Linked DNA regions of Homo sapiens: region 2 is linked to region 1. A link is an interaction called in ENCODE POLR2A ChIA-PET data of the cell type or tissue named here. Cell type or tissue: GM12878. All regions are shown on one strand. Each heading gives the region's core, and the rest is flanking DNA. Links, peaks and the distances in the headings are about the cores only.

What was found. Peaks named below come from ENCODE experiments on the same cell type or tissue, not always from the same donor. Only the 100,000 strongest peaks of a DNase experiment are listed, where the experiment ranks them.
Region 2: POLR2A ChIA-PET joins it to region 1 with 6 read pairs; 2 of 35 experiments call an interaction of 5 or more read pairs at or near these places.

Annotation. Positions count from the first base shown.
Region 1 is chr7:111,227,851-111,236,202 of GRCh38, reverse strand. The region is part of intron 3 of IMMP2L (inner mitochondrial membrane peptidase subunit 2); the gene reads left to right. LOC124901725 (a long non-coding RNA gene) reads left to right here. Exons shown (of 2, transcript XR_007060477.1): 1 at 1-8,352. Among named protein-coding and RNA genes, the nearest start is that of LRRN3, 140 kb to the right of the region's middle. In GM12878, for the core only: no CTCF peak of the experiment used is centred there; a DNase peak (open chromatin) is centred at 3,615.
Region 2 is chr7:111,177,377-111,185,728 of GRCh38, reverse strand. All of the region lies in intron 3 of IMMP2L (inner mitochondrial membrane peptidase subunit 2), which reads left to right. It overlaps LOC124901725 (a long non-coding RNA gene), which reads left to right. Exons shown (of 2, transcript XR_007060477.1): 1 at 1-2,103; 2 at 3,196-8,352. Among named protein-coding and RNA genes, the nearest start is that of LRRN3, 90 kb to the right of the region's middle. In GM12878, for the core only: no CTCF peak of the experiment used is centred there; no DNase peak of the experiment used is centred there.

The DNA of each region.
Region 1 (8,352 bases), core at 1,644-6,643:
AGACACAGGAAACCATGACACAAAATGAGGAGAACATCAATCAGTTAAAAAAAAACACAAATGAGAGAAATAGTAGACAAAGCATTAAAATAGTTATTGTCACATTTAATTTGTTCAAAAAAGGAGAGGAAAGATTGAAGACATTAAGCACAGAAATGGAAGATGTGAAAAAGACTTAAATCTATATTCTAGAGATGAATGTTACAGGACCTAAGATGAAAAAAATTTGCTGGATGGATCTGTGACAGTTTAGTCTACAAAGAAAGAAATTAATGAGGTGACATCATAACAATAGAAACTACCCAAAATGAACCACAGAGAGAATAATGGCTAATTTAAAAAAGAGACAATCAGTGAACTGTAGGACAATTTCAAGTGCCTCAGTATTCATGTTATTCAAGTTGCTGAAGAGGAGGAAAGTGGGAGAGTTTTAGACTGAAATATTTGAAAAAATGGTGGGAAAGAAAATTGATAAAAACTATAAACTCAGAAGAAACTAAAAAAACCCCAAGCACAAGAAGATGATACAGAGGCATATTATAATCAAACTAATACCAGTGATAATGAGAAAATCTTAAAAGAAGGCCAAAAAAAAGAGACGTATCAGGTACAGAGTAACAAAGATGGTTAAGAGTCTTTGCTTTGGAAACAGTGCAACACAGAGGCAGTAGAATAACATTTTTAAACTATAGAAAGAGAGAAATTATCAATGTGGAATTTTTTTTTTTTTTTAGACGGAGTTTCGCTCTTGTTACCCAGGCTGGAATGCAATGGCATGATCTCAGCTCACCGCGACCTCCACTTCCCAAGTTCAAGCGATTCTCCTGTCTCAGCCTCCCGAGTAGCGGGGATTACAGGTGCCCACCACCACGCTCGGCTAATTTAGTATTTTTAGTAGAGACTGGGTTTCTCCATGTTGGTCAGGCTGGCCTTGAACTCCTGACCTCAGGTGATCTGCCTGCCTCAGCCTCCCAAAGTGCTGGTATTACAGGCGTGAGCCACTGTCCAAGGCCATCAATGTGGAATTTTATACCTAGTGAAAATATCTTTCAAAAATAAAGATGAAATAAAAACTTGTTTAGATGAAGTAAAGATGAAAAAATTAGTCACTGGCAGACCTGTACTGAAAGATATGCTAAAAAAAGTTCTTCAGACAGAAGAAAAATGTTATCAGTTAGAAACCTGGACTATATAAAGGAATAAAGAACACTGAAAATGGTAATTTTCTCCCCTTACAGACTCTTTTAAAGTTATTTGACTGTTTAAGTAAAAAATAATAAAAATATATTGTGGACTTCGTGACATATATAGAAGTAAAATTATAATAGTAGTAGTGCAAAGGCTGGGAGAGGGGGAAATGTAAGAATACTGATGTAAATTTCTTATACTATATATGATGTGGTATAATATTACCTGAAGACAGTTCATGATAAATTAAAGGTATAAACTGTGAACCAACCACTAAAACAACAGTTAAAAGAATTATAGCTAATAAGTCAAGAAAGCAGATAAAGTGGAATAATATAAAATATGCAGTTAATCCAAGGGAGGCAGAAAAAGAGAGAAAAGAGGCTGAGGGCAGATAAAAGCAGTAGAAAACAAGTAGCAAAAGGGTAGATTCAAATCCAATCATGATTGTATATATCCAGGGAAAAAAGAGATTATCTCATAATGATAGAAGGGTTAGTTCATTAAGAAGGCATAAAACCCAGCATTTATGTACCTAATAACAGCATCAAAATACTTGAAGCAAAATCTGAAAGAACTTCAAGGAGCAAGACACAAATCCAGTTTTTGTTGGAGATTTAAATATTCCTTCTTAGTAATTGATGGACAGAGTAGACAGAAATAGATACAGACATAGAAGACCTGAACAACCCTATGAATCTGGTGTAACTGGCATCTGTATCATACAAAGAATATTATCTGAGTTTAATGAAATTAAATTAGGTATCTATAACAGAAAGACTTGTAGAAAATCTCCACATATTTGTCAATTAAATGACTCTCCTCTAAATAACCCATAGGTTAAGAAAGAAATAAAAGAAGAATTAAGGAAATACTGAACTGAACTGAATGAAAATGAAAACACATCAAGATTTGTGGGATGTAGCTAAAACAATACTTAAAGGGAAATTTATAGCACCATTTGTATTATAATGACCATCCAACTACATTACTTAAAGTTACTTGTTAATGGGTTGTCTTTTTGTATATTCCAAACAATTTCTGCTTGTGGGGAGAAATTTTAGCTACAGAATAAACATGATATTTACTTTGCGAGATGGTGCTACAAAACAATTGATGTGTAAAAATTATATTCTATAATTTTAATTTTTAAATTTTTACATTTGGACTTTCATTAGACATTGTTTGGTAAAGGTATATAATCATTAGACTATTGTTGGTAAGTTTTTAAGTTATTTCATGTAAGTTGAATGTTGATTTCATAAGAATTATCTTCTGTTGCTGAGTTCACATTGTAAGTGCTGGCACTAAATACCAATAAGCCAATAAAAGGCCAATCTGATACTATTCAAACAAATATATACTTACAAATCTGTACTTCTCAAATTTAAAATTCGTATTTTGGCAATTAATAACATTTACTCCCTGAATAAAATAATTATTGGTGACTTTTTTTCTTAGTCAAGTTTTTGAATAACCTTTCTGTGTTACGATTATCTTTTTCATTCATTTAATACCAGAAATCATCTCAGTGAAATTATTATATAGTCAGTTTGTCAATTACCACTGATTTTATATGACTATTTCCTCAAATTCTGATTTCCTTTTAAATGTTAGAGAGTATTTTGAACCTTACATTATTACAAAAAGCAATTTGAGGTCTTTATTTCAGGGAGTGAAATGTGACATTTTAAAAATGAGATCACATTTATTTATATACAAAAAGTATTTAACCATCAATTATATAAGGCCATTTTTACTAATAAACTATTATTTTAGAGATTGTATTTATTAATCATGCTGTAAAGGGATTACTCATTTTAAAAAGTGGCTAACTTATGTGCATGCATTGAATGTAATCTACGTTCATTGGATAAAGTGTACATTCATCTAGCAGACATTTATTGAGCATCTAAGATGAGTTAGGTTCAGTGTTTTCACTGGGAATATGGAGGAATTCTGACCTGAAGCAGTTTATAGTCTAGTAGGGGTAGGTGGTAGCCTGGCAAAGCAGAAATTGCAATACAGTGAGATCGAAGCAAGATGCATTGGGAGTACATCGTACCAGTATTAATGCTGCCTGAGGAGGAAGGTAACTCCTTTCCAGAGGAGCTGACTCTGAGAAGGGGATTGCAGACACAGAGAATGGGTAAATGTTCAGAATTGTTGGCTTACAGTGTGTATGAATTAGAATGGTAGGTGGGGAGGTAAAGGTAGCAGAGATAAGCTATAGGGTTAATATTTATCTTGTAAACAAGGAGAAACTGTAGAGTGAATGATCTAATCACATTTTCATTTTAATACTGTCATTCTGAAAACATCCTATGCGATGGAATGGAGAAGGAAGTGATGACTCAGAGTGTGAAGAGTGAAGAGTTCTTAGTATTTGTTATTGGTTAATTCTCTTTTGATTTCAGGGGTCAAAAATCTAATGTAACTTGGGCTAACAAAAAAGAAGTTAACAAAAGAATTTATTGGTTCAGAAAATTGAAAATTTCCATGTCAGATCTAGCTAACCTCAGGACTGGCCTTTGCAGTCCATCTGTGGTATCTGTGTTGTGTTACAGAGTTGGGTTCATTGCAGGTTATGACTCCTGAGTTCACACATACCTAAATGTTTTTCTTAAAAAAAAAAAAAAAACCCTCCAAAATGAATCAATATAGTGAACTAATTATTAATGTCTGTGTGATTTGTGGGCTATTTTTATTGGTGTTTGTGAATTCTTTATTCTCCTAATTGAATATTCTTCATTCTATACATGAGTCTAAGCTGCTTCTGGGAGAATATTATAAATTTTTTGGGAAAAATTCTATATCCTGACTTTTCTTTAAAGTTCATAAAAACAATAATTGTGTTGAAGAATCATATGTAAATTCATGTGACTTTTCTACACTTAAAATTGTGGAGAAAATACAGAAATACTAAATATTTATTAATCTAGTACACATTTATTAAACATTTCTTTTAAATTATGAGTGATACTAAGTCTCTATGTATGAAAGTAATTTTGTTTAATAGGGCTTTTATACTTGAGAACTCCTTTCCTGTTTTCCAGTTTGAATTGTCTTAAGATTCAGATTGACTTCCTAGATAGTGCACTGAAATTTGGCGGTGATTTTTATAGAAAAAAATTATTATACTTGACAGTTGTATCATATGATATTCCCTGAGAAAATCTCAGAAGAGTGTTTCAGTTATATTCGAATTGCCTACACTTATAGAGTTTTTTATGAAGATTATAATACATATTTATTCATAGTTCTCTGACTTTATGTTACTTCAGTACTCAGTCATCATTTATTCATTCACTTTCAGTCAAAAAATATTTACTAAGCCCCTAACATATGTGTTGCTCTTGGTAGATAAAATAGTCATGAATATTTTATCTCATGGGATTTACATTGTGAAAGACAGAGTAAACAAATAAACACACTAAGTTGACAACTGGTATGAGAGGGGAAAAAAAACCAGGCAGCAACCTACTTTAGAATGAGCAAGCAGGGAGGACCTCATTGGAGAAGTAACATTAAGCTGAGATCCGGTGCGTGATTAGGAATTATTTTTTCTTGTTAAGATTTGGGAGAAAGTCTAGGTAAATACCTTTAGTGGGGATAGAGCTTGCCTTTTTGGGAAAATCAAAGAAGACCTGTGGCTGTTAAGAGTGAAGGCTACAGTTGTGCAAGATGGGGTTTTGATATTATGATTTTCATTTCATAAAAAGTATTAAGTTTGTTAAGCACTAATGCATTAATTGTAGTAGCAGCAAATAGATGATGGTGTAAAATATCATAATAATTTACCTCCTGCATTTGAGAAATGGAGACAGATCCATGTTTCACTTTCTTGTCAGTTGTTAAGTACTTGCAAAGGCAGATAGATTAAGTAATCTGATTGCTGATAGGACATCTGAAAATTTATTGGTTTCAGTATTATAAAAGCTTTCTTTTTGTTTATATGTACACACACACACACACACACACACACACACAGCCACTACTTATTTACCTACATCATAGGGCTTCTGTACATTTTGTTGCCTTTGTCAGATGTCACTCCCTTCCCATTAATTTGCACCCATTCATTAGTTATCAATTCCAGCATTTCTTCTTCAAAGAAGTTTTTCATCATCCACCTTCCTCAGTAACCCTAAGCCTAAGACATGTACCTTTGTTACAAATATTCCCATATCTGTGCTTCCTTTCTTTAGATCATATCTCAGTTTGTAATTGCACACTCATTAGTGTTTGATTACTGTTTCTTGCTCTCATACACTCTCAGTAAACTGAAAGCTCCATGAGAGCAGCTTTCAGTTTAAAATCTGCATAGCTTGGCACTGAGCCTGCCACCTGTATGGTAGTCAATAAATATTTGGTGGAAAAATATTTGGTGGAATGAATAAATAAATGTATACCACCACCTAAGCCTAAAGTTTTCTATCAGACAAAGCTGACATTTTCCCATGTTTATTTTCTTTCAGGATAAACTATGGGATTTGATTATTTAAAGTTTTTTTGAAATTACACATAAAACACTTTTATGAACATAGTAACTGTCTTAAAATTAGGAGTAAACTAAGTATTTCATCTTGTTGCACTTCTTTCTGCATTTCTTCCCTTTTGAATCTCTTTATTCCTCAAATTCCTGTGTGATCTAAAGTATGGAAGACCTTGCTAGTGTTTGAATTGGTATCAGACCTCAGTAAATACTTGTGAAGTGAAGAAATGAATTATTTACAAGACAAGAAGCTGTTCTTCACATTAATTAAATTGGCTGTAAGAATGACCCAGCAATGAAGAATGCTGAGCACTAACTTCCCCATTTTCATGATTAAAACAAATGCCCTAGGCACGCATTTCTTTTTCTATGCCATCATAACAAATAAAGACCCTGTCACCCCAGCAACTCATTATTGTTTGTTTTCTATTTGGTGAAATCCGAAGAGATCTTCTGTGGTTATAGTTGGGAATTTATCAAAGCTTGCAAATCCCTGTTGTTCCATAAAGCTGAAAATAAACCATATGCTAGCCCATACCACACTGTCCAGGGTCTTTTTTGGAATTACATTTAAGAGCTGAGAAAATGTAACACAGAGATTTTTACCAAAGCTTACATAATCTTCCGTTCTTTACACTTGGGCTTTTTTCTGAGCATTTCTCCAATGTAACATTCCCACATATTTGGGCAGAGTTTAGAATCATTTTCCAACTAAGTGAAAAAATGATTCTAATTGAACTTTATCAAACATTTGCCTCTGAAATGGAAAAGTGTGGTGTGTACTAATGATATGAATTATTTTAATATATACGATAATTCCTTTTCTCTTTTAGTCAAATGTCCTGGAAATTCTTCACTAAATCTAATTTTATCCATTGTTGAGGTTTCTCCCAATGGTAAGTTAAGCACTTAAACCACACAATCACTTAAACCACACAATCAACCCTAGAAAGATGGAAGGAGACGGTGGGAATGTGAGTAGGGTGAGTTGGTGTGGCAACCTTTGGAACCACTTTAGCACATTCCACAGTACTTTTCCTATCAGAAACCAGGGATAATTTCAACCCTAAGGAAAAGCAATTACCTTGATCACCTGATTGTGATTTGCATACCTGAAACTGATAAAATCATTTCACATACTTTTATCATGTATCATGATACAGATTGTATCAATGGATACATACGTATCACTTACTATCCTAAGTTTCTGTTTCATGGTCAGGATACATTAAATACTCTCGGTATTTCCTTTCAAAGGGAAATTGAGGGTTATTAAATCAGTAGTTTTAAAAAAGTATTATAAAAATATTAAGAATTAATTTGTGTTTCTATTTGATTATATCTGTCATCAGTGTGGAAAGAAGTTACTTTGTAATAAAGGCAACCGCGTAGAACTGGATGTTTTGTAAACTGTTAGTGTGTTGGTAAATTGTTGGTATGTAAAATCCGGGTTGAGTATGACATTAATAGTAAGTGGTTAAAAAAACTAGCAATTCTGAGGTTTCGGGCTGATACACACACACACACACACACACACACACACACACACACACGCATTGCTAGTGTTTATTGAATTACCTCTTTGCACCATGTTTAACTGTTACTTCTTGGTCATTTTTGAAAGGTATAAATTATTTTACCTTTGTTTTTACATATATCCATTAATTTTTTTTTATAACATTGTAAAATACCTTTCACCTAAGATGGTGGGGACCCTTTGTTAACTCCAAGAAGATGGATAGCCATAGGATATGCTATATTTAAATGTAGTTCTTCTGCAAATAACTATAGAATATTTATGCATTTTTGACAAAGTTTCAGAGGCATAAATGCTGCCATTGCCCAATAGAGGAAATTTCATACAAAACTCACCAAACTTTATGTATGGTCAGTTTCTCGGAATGGATACTTCTGCAGACTAGTTCCCCAGTCTTCTTGCACTTCTAACACACACTTGAGAGATGGGACCTGTGGGTCTGTACTGGTCTTGGCCATCTGGTCTCAAGGACCATCAGGAAGCTGTCTTGGTTCTTGTGCTTAGAACTCAGTGTTTCCTGGCTTTTGGGAGGTATTTCCAGATTTGACACCTTTGATTTTTTTTAATAAAAGTTTTTCTTTTTGAGTCTCATTTTTTTTTAATGAGAACCTATTCATCTCCTAATACAAATTGATAGAAATAGACTTGACTTTATCAAGTTAAGTACTTGAGCCAGACACATGTTGTATTCCAGCCTGTGTTCCAAGTGCTCCTGTCCCCACCTTGACAGCCTTTCAGGTTTGTGGCTTTTATTTATATGCTATTGTCTTGTGGTTAGTACCTTTTCTTGAATATAGAGGAGTAGAATTATTTTGTGTTTCAGAAATGTTTGTTTTAAACATGAACATAAACGTATTTCAACAGCAGATAATCTCTTAATGAGGGAATTCTTGGTTGGCCCATCTGAAGTCAATCCTGACATTATTTCTGATAGATTTCTGTGGCCTATGGCTAGGTTTCAATGGAATCGGTTCTGAAATCACTACATGCTGTCGAAATCAAAACTTGTCATATTAGGTTCTGTAACAAATACAACTAATGAGACAACAGATTAATAGTAGAAGTGGTTTTTGAAATATCATTCCAAGGTATTGATTTACTCAAAATGTTATAAATACCACTCTGGATTAAC
Region 2 (8,352 bases), core at 2,170-7,169, 51 kb after region 1:
ACAGTAATTCAAAAGGATCTGGCAGATAGTTTGCTCTAATCTCCTTGCTATTCTTTTCATTAGGTTACAAAAATTTTAGTTTTCTGTTACTGTTCTAATCTACAAGAATACTTGTAGGTTAAAGTGAGTTTTCAGCTTCAGTAATTTTTGTTTACATAATATATTTTTGTGGTTAATTGTTAGGTTCTTTTTATCCTTTGAGGTAATATGCTCACAACCTGTAGATTTGCTTATTTTGCCAACACTTTCAGACCTTCAGTCCTCATGCCTCCTGACATCTGGAATTTCTCCGGGTATATTTTATTTCCAGTTTCTAAATGCAATGAACATATTCAGACATAGTAAGAAGGAAAAGGCCTATGAGTTACGGGTGATTGCTTTTATGTATTAATGGTGTCCATGGAGGGTCTCATTAACACACACAGCATGAGGAATTTTTGCAGCTACCACGTAGAGCTGAAAAATCCAACCACAGAGTAGATTTGATTGTTTATGTCTCAGTATTTTTGTTTGGAGCTTTAGAGGACATTAACAAAACTTCTTGGGACAGGTGGAATGCCATATGGCATAGGGACTGGACCACTGCCATAGCTTTAGAGATTTATCAAAGCTTCTCCTTCTAGTGGGAATGATATGAGTCTCTTGGACTGCTTCCATTCAGTGATGACATTCATGTACAGATCAGCAACAAAGGTACTTTAATAACAAAACAAAACAGTAACTATCTCGAAAGAGATTTCTTGCTTTTGATAGGGACTGAAGGAGAGCATCTTTATTAGCAGGATATTTATTGGATTCAAAACTTTTTTATACTTACTAACTTATTACATAAAATTCATACAAATACTGTTGTGCAGTAATTTGAGGGTGGGTTGGGTGACGTAGTGGTTTCTATGCATTGAATACTCCTAAATTCAGATTTTATGCCTTCTGAACACACAAATGCACACACACACACACTTTTTAAACATCTATGGGTAGTTCTGAATGGTGGCATTACCTCTGAGTGGCAGTGTCTGGGGTCTGCTGTAGGTAACAACAGAAGTCAGGTTTCTGTTGCACTTGTGACATTTATAGCAAACTTCCTTTCCACAGTGTTTTTTGACCAACTTTGAGGTGGGGTGGGAAGAACTGCTTTTGTAGTACTGGTTGCTACAACTGCTTCTAATGATCTCTAAGTAGTAGTGAGACCAGAAGCTCTAGAGAAGAAAAAGGCAAGGGAAGTTCCTTTCAATGCTTGAGAGAGAAAATGGATTGCATCCTTGTTTAATAGAATATGGAGAAATTGAATATAATTGTCACTGACTTCAAATTATCAATATATATGTACTTTGGAATACTACACACAATTCATTCTGTACAACATAATTTTTGTAAATGATGATACCTTTCAGGGTGTCATTTTAGATGGAAATTGGCACCTTAAATATTTTAAGGTGAAGATTAAAGAATATAGAATAACATTTGCTTATTGACTCATTTCCATTATTTTCCCCCCTATTTCTCTTTGATTCTTATGATATAATTATAATTTTTCTCTAGAGCACCCTGGAGTATTCTTTGATTCTTCATAGCTGCTCATATATCTCTAATAAAGTAGTAAACCATAGTATGAAAAAATTATATTTCATTGAATATAAAATATAATAACTACTACTTATGGATACTTTCTATTTCCATAAATGAGCTGGATAACTTATATTGTCCCTATTATTGTGACGACAGTGCAAACTAGGTGTTATTATTTCCATTTTATAAATGCAGAAAATGAGACCAAGAGAAATTAAATAACTTCCCAAGTTCTTACAAATGTACCTAACAACTGGCACAACTGGGTTTTAAAAAGCCGTTATCAGTTAAATTCCAGAGTGTATGTTCTTTCTTTTATGCCTGAAATATTTGTCTTTTGTTTTATGTCAGATATTTCACAGGGATTCATAGTTTCTTGATTGAGGCATTTTGCCCCTTTGAGTTAAAGGGTCTCGATGAACTACAAATATGCCTTGTGGAAGACTTAACAACAACAACAACAAAATGAGAGAAGTCACACTGCTAATGAGAAACAATGTGTGATCTAGGAAAATGCCAACCCAACTTCTGACTGTAAGTCTGAGAGTGTAGCTTCTCCTTGTCCCAGTTAAGCTCTGGATACATATGCAGTCATTTCCCTTTATAACTCTCTGTGGACAGAGCTTGCAGTGTAAGATCTGAAATGATACAAGTGGCTCCCAGTAAAATGAAGCCAAGAAAGCTATGGCCTAAAATATAAACTCTTTTAAAAAGCTTGTTTCCTTACTGAGCTTGCCAATTTCCATAATTAGTCAGAGGCAATTAAGTACCTTAATTAGTTTGATCTTTATGGAATTTCCAGCATATTTTTGTTTTGTAATCAGAACTACAGTTGAATATATGACTAATATCCCTTATAAAGGCTTACATTAGCATACATCAAAATGGTTTACTTCCGTTTCAGCATAGAGATATTTTATCGACATAATTTTAACATGCATTTCATAAAAACACAATGTTTATGCATTATTACTTACTTATTTGAAATATCACATCTTCAGTTTGCAGGCATCATGGGGTTAAGCAGAACATAATGGCCTTTCTTCATTTTTTGGTTTAGACACAATCACAAAATAAACATTTAAGATACATTTGTAAATAGTTAATATGTCTTAACCACTTTATATAAATAATACTTAAACTTTAAAAATGATCATGAATATAAAAGCTTATGCAATCTAGCAAGGCACCAATTTAAGAGAAAACTGCCAGTCTATGTCTGTAAGATTTAGCATTCCAATGATAGTACAAATTAAGGGTTGATTTGATTAGTGAATCGCTGTCTTCCAAATTTCAATTTACATAAGCACTTGAGAGAACCCAAACTATTTAGAAACTAGCCTGAGTTCTCTTGTTTTCTTTTGCGTGTCTCTGCTTACATTGTGCCATATATCTGTAGGATCAGATTTTTTTCTTATTTGCAACTAAATTCATTCTTGAAATCATGACTCCCTTAGATTTCACATCACATTCTTACCTCCACCTCAGAGGTATTTTCTCTGAGAAACGTGATTGACTTTCTTTATTTTTTTAATACCACTTGAAAAAAATTTCGGTGGGTACTTTGTACTCTCTTTTCTAATTCTCATTTTTCAATCTTATTGTCTTCCTTTTTGTCATTTTCAGTTGATAAATAAACTGAGAAACTCTATCTTGACCCCAAGCTGAGTGCTTTCTTGAGATTTCCAAGGTCTGAGGATTCTTTTGAGTGGAATGCATCATGGAGTTTTCGGGGACTGGGCTCTGAGGCAACCTGGCTCCTCTACAACCAAATTCTTTTGAGACCTTGGGACAGCTTCTGCTCTTCTTAGTTTTCATAGGACCAAAGAAGTGGTAAATACCTGAAGGTAATAGAAACTAGAAAACAAGCTATGGATTTAGTTTCATTAGCATTATTATTAGCCGGGTAAGTGGGAATCCTGTTCCAGAGTTCCACTGAGCATACTGAGCCATTGAGTCCTGATGATGTTAAAGTGATGGACAGTTAGATAGATTTGATTATACTAAGAATGGCACTAGGAAGAAAAAGAGTAAGAGTCTTCATTTTATGTATCAATTCCATGGACTTATTCCCTCTTCTGACACTTAGGAAAGATCATTTTAAAACCTCTTTTTATGTTTTTTATTTCTTTTTATGCTTAATTCTTTTTATTAAAGTAAGAAATGGCTGCATATATTGAAATGTTTATTCTTAAAACTTTTGAAGCCCAATAATTTTATTCAACACTTGTTCTATATGTAAGCAAGGTTTGAGCATATCTAAACTGACAGATGAGCTAGCTACAAAATTTATAGCTATTTATTTTAGCCGTAAGAAGTAAGCAGAAATGTGGAAACAATGGTAAGAAACCCTTAGTATACTTTATTATTGTGTTAGCTTTTATCATGCCGTTGAAAATAGTTACGGTCAACTTTTTGTTATTGTTTGTGGCATAAAACTAGATTAAATGATGCTGGTCATTTGTTTAGGTTTATATAAAACCTGCACATTTATCTTAGTATCTGCTTCCAAAATTGGAAAGTTCAAGTTTTTGTATTTTAGGGCAAGAGAACCTTCATTTATTCCTCTTATTGGTCATTTGAGTTTATATTCATTGCTGTGCTTCCAACTAGTAGCTATATATGTGGGGCCAGAGCTTCTCCATCAAGCTGGGTGCTCAAATACAGGATTTACCCATTTGTTAAATTATGATTCATCTGACATTATTTAGAACATGGTAATAATGAACAAGACAGGGAAGATCCCTATTCATGGACATTACTTACATTCTATTAAACAAACAAATAAGAAAATAGCAGAATAGTGATAAGTAAAATGCAGATATAGGATTATTCATTAGAAGCGTGTTTCATGTTATGTGTTTGGGGAAATATTATCCATTCTTATTTTAGAAAGTCACATGAAGATATTGCTATATTTATTCTCCAGCCAACCACACAGCAGAGGAAATTAGGCTCAGTGATGTTAAATCTTTCATATTAAGTGGCTCCTAAACATATGTGCAAGTTGCCTAGTGGCAACAAAAACAATATAGTAATAAGAACATCAGGTAATGTAGACTCCTAATTATATTTAAATAGGCCTATGTATTGTGATAATAATGTAATAATGGTAAAATAACATAGTAATAATGGTATAGTAAAAGTATAGAAATATGGTATAATATTCGGTGGTTATAAAAATTAATATCATTTTCCTTGTTCCAATAGAATCAAGTAAACACTGTAATGTATGTTATTTTAATATTGCTAGATTTACTTTAAGGAATCATATTTTTGTATCCAGGAAACAGCATAGAAACCTAATATACAGTCTGTCAAATTTTTTCTCAATTTATAAAATGAAACACATATTCCATAAACAGCCAAAATGAATTTTAAAAATAGGCTTTGTCAATATATACGTGTGAATGCATGAAAAGTAATTAGAAAGTACAGTCATTTCAGCACAATTTTATTGTAGGCTTATGTCATTTTATTGTGCTTCACTGTATTATGCATTAGGTTTGTAGCAACCCTGCATTGAGTAAGTCTGTCATCACCAGTTTTCCAACAGCATGTGCCCACTTCATGTTTTTGTGTCACATTTTGGTAATTCTTGCAGTGTTTCAAACTTTCCTTTTTGTTACATATGTTGTAGTGATCTGTGATTAGTAATCTTTGCTGTTACTGTTGTAACTGTTTCAGGGCACCACAAACCTCACCCATGTAAGATGGCAAGTTGAATTGACAAATGTGTGGTTCTGACTACTCCACTGACTGGCAGGTTCCGGATCTCTTTTCCTCTCCTCAGGCCTCCTTATTTGCTGAGACACAACAATATTGAAATTAGGCCAACTAATGACCCTACAATGGCCTCTAAGTGTCCAAGAGAAAGAACGAGTTATGAGTCTCTCACTTTAAGTGAAAATCTAGAAATGATTAATTTTAGTGAGGAAAGCATGTAAAAAATTGAGATAGTTCATAAGCTAGGCCTCTTGTACCAGTTAGTGAAGTTGTAAATTCAAAGGATAAGTTCTTGAAGGAAATTAAAAGTGCTACTCTGGTGAACACACAAATGCTAACAAACTAAAGCAGTCTTATTGCTGATATGGAGAAAGTTTGGGAGTTCTGGATAGATCAAACCAGCCCCAACATTCTCTTAAGCCAAATCCTAATCCACAGCAAAGCCCTAACTCTCTTCAATTCTGTGAAGCCCGAAAGAGGTGAGGAAGTTTCAGAAGAAAAGTTGGAAGCTAGCAAAAGTTAGTTCATTCCTGACAGCTTCAGGAAATAAGCTGTTTTCGTAACATAAAAGTGTAAGGTAAAGCAGCAAGTATTGACATAGAAGTTACAGCAATTTATCCAGAAGATTTAGCTAAAATAATTGATGAAGGTGGCTTCACTAAACAACTGATTTTCAAGATAGATGAAACAGCCTTGTTTTGGAAGAAGATGCCGTGTAGGACTTTGATAGCTAGAGAGAAGTCAATGCTGGCTTCAAAGCATCAAAGGACAGGCTCACTCTCTTGTTAGGAGCGAATGTAGCTGATGACTTTAAGTTGAAGCCAATGCTCGTTGCCCATTCCAAAAATCCTAGGGCCCTTAAGAATGATGCTAAATCTGTTCTACTTGTTCTCTGTAAAGGGAACAACAGAGTCTGGATGACAGCACTTCTCTTCATAGCAGAAGTGTCCAATCTTTTGGTTTCCCTAGGCCACACTGGATAAAGAAGAATGGTCTTGGGCCACACATAACAAACACGAACACTACCAACAGCTGATAGGCTAAAAAAAAAATTGCAAAAAAATCTCATAATGTTTTAAGAAAGTTTATGAATTTGTGTTGGCCATATTCAAAGCTGTCCTGGGCTGCATGCAGCCTGTGGGCTGCAGGTTGAACAAGCTTGGTTTATAGCATGGTTTACTAAATATTTTAAACCCATTGTTGAGACCTACTTCTCAGATAAAATTTTTTTTTTCAAAATATTACTGCTCATTGAAAATGCACATGGTCATCTAAGAGCTCTGAAGGAGATGTATAAAGAGATTAATGTTATTTTCATGCCTGCTAACACAACATTTATTTTGCAGACCATGAATCAAAGAGGAATTTTGACTTTCAAGTCTTATTATTTAAGAAGTACATTTTGTAAGGCTCTAGCTATCATAAATAATGATTCTGCCGATGGCTCTGGGAAAAGTAAATTGAAAACCTGGAAGGGAGTCACCATTCTAGATGCCATTAAGAACATTTGTGATGCATGAGAACAGATCAAAATATCAACATGAACAGGAATTTGGAAGAACTTGATTCCAATGCTCATGGATGACTTTGAGGGGTTCAAGACATAAGTGGAGAGAGTAACTACAGGTGTGGTAGAAATAGCAAGAGAACTAGAATTAGAAGTGAAACTTGAAGATGGAACTGAATTGCTACAATCTCATGATAAAACTTAACAGACGAGGAGTTGCTTTTTATGGATAAGCAAAGAAAGTGGTTTCTTGAGATAGAATCTTCTAGTGAAGTTGCTGTGAACACTGCTGAAGTGACAACAAAGGACTTAGAATATTTAATAAACTTTGCTGATAAAGCAGTGACAGGGTTTGAGAGGATTGACTTCAATTTCAAAAGTTCTACTGTGGGTAAAATGCTATCAAACAGCATCATGTGCTGCAAAAAAATCTTTCATGAAAGGAAGAGTTAATTAATAGGGCAGACTTTATGGTTTTCTTAAGAAAATTGTTACAGCTACCCCAACCTTCAGCATCCATCACCGTGATTAGTCAGCAGCCATCAACATAGAGGCAAGACCCCCTAGTAGCTAAAGGATTACAACTGGCCGAACGCTCAGATGATTGTTAGCATTTTTTTAGCAACAGAGTATTTTTAAATTAAGCTATATACTTTGTTAGACATAATGCTATTACACATTTAATAAAGTACAGTATAGTGTAAACATAACTTTTATAAGGACTGGGAAAACAAAAAATTTATATGACTTGCTTTATTGCTGTATTAATTTTATTGTGGTGATCTATAACAAAATCTGTAATATCTCCAAGGTACGCCTGTATTTGGTTCTGTGATTCAGTAGAAAAATGCTTGCTGGTTCTTAAAAGTATGTATATGTCCCCTAGCTAGTAAGAAATAGTAATGTGAAAAGTAATTAGCATATTTGAGCACATGGTATTTGATATTTTCTTTTTTCAAATATCAAGTTAATCTCATTTTTATAATAAAACAAAAAATGAATACCCAGGAAAAGGCACACAGGGAATGTGGAAGCCAGGATTTAACTTCCTGCCCTCTGACAACAAGTACCTTGTAAGCTGTTCCCACTCTTTGTGACATAAAGCTGCCAACCCCATCTTCCTGTCATATCTGATGTTTCTATATGTGAATAAAAGAAATGTCACATGTACCCAACTCTAAGGGAACATTTTAGGGCAAAGGCTTGTCTTGGTAAATTAAACTTGTGTGTTATCTTCTAGGGCCTTAATAACAATGGTTCTAGTTGCTTCATGGACTAAAAGATCTATACATGTAGGTAAATATCAAAGCTGACTATTCTTTGATTTTATATTCTATTATTCCAGTTGATACAGTTTTTAAATTTGGAGATGTTTAAAGGACAAAGTTTAATCATTATAAGAGAGAAGGTCAAAGGAAAGGGAATCGATTTTTCAAAAGTGGGGAAGCCCGGGCACAATGGCTAATGCCTGTAATCATAACACTTTTGGAGCCTGAGGCAGAAGGATTGTTTGAGGCCAGCAGTTCCAGACAATCCTGAGCAACATAGCA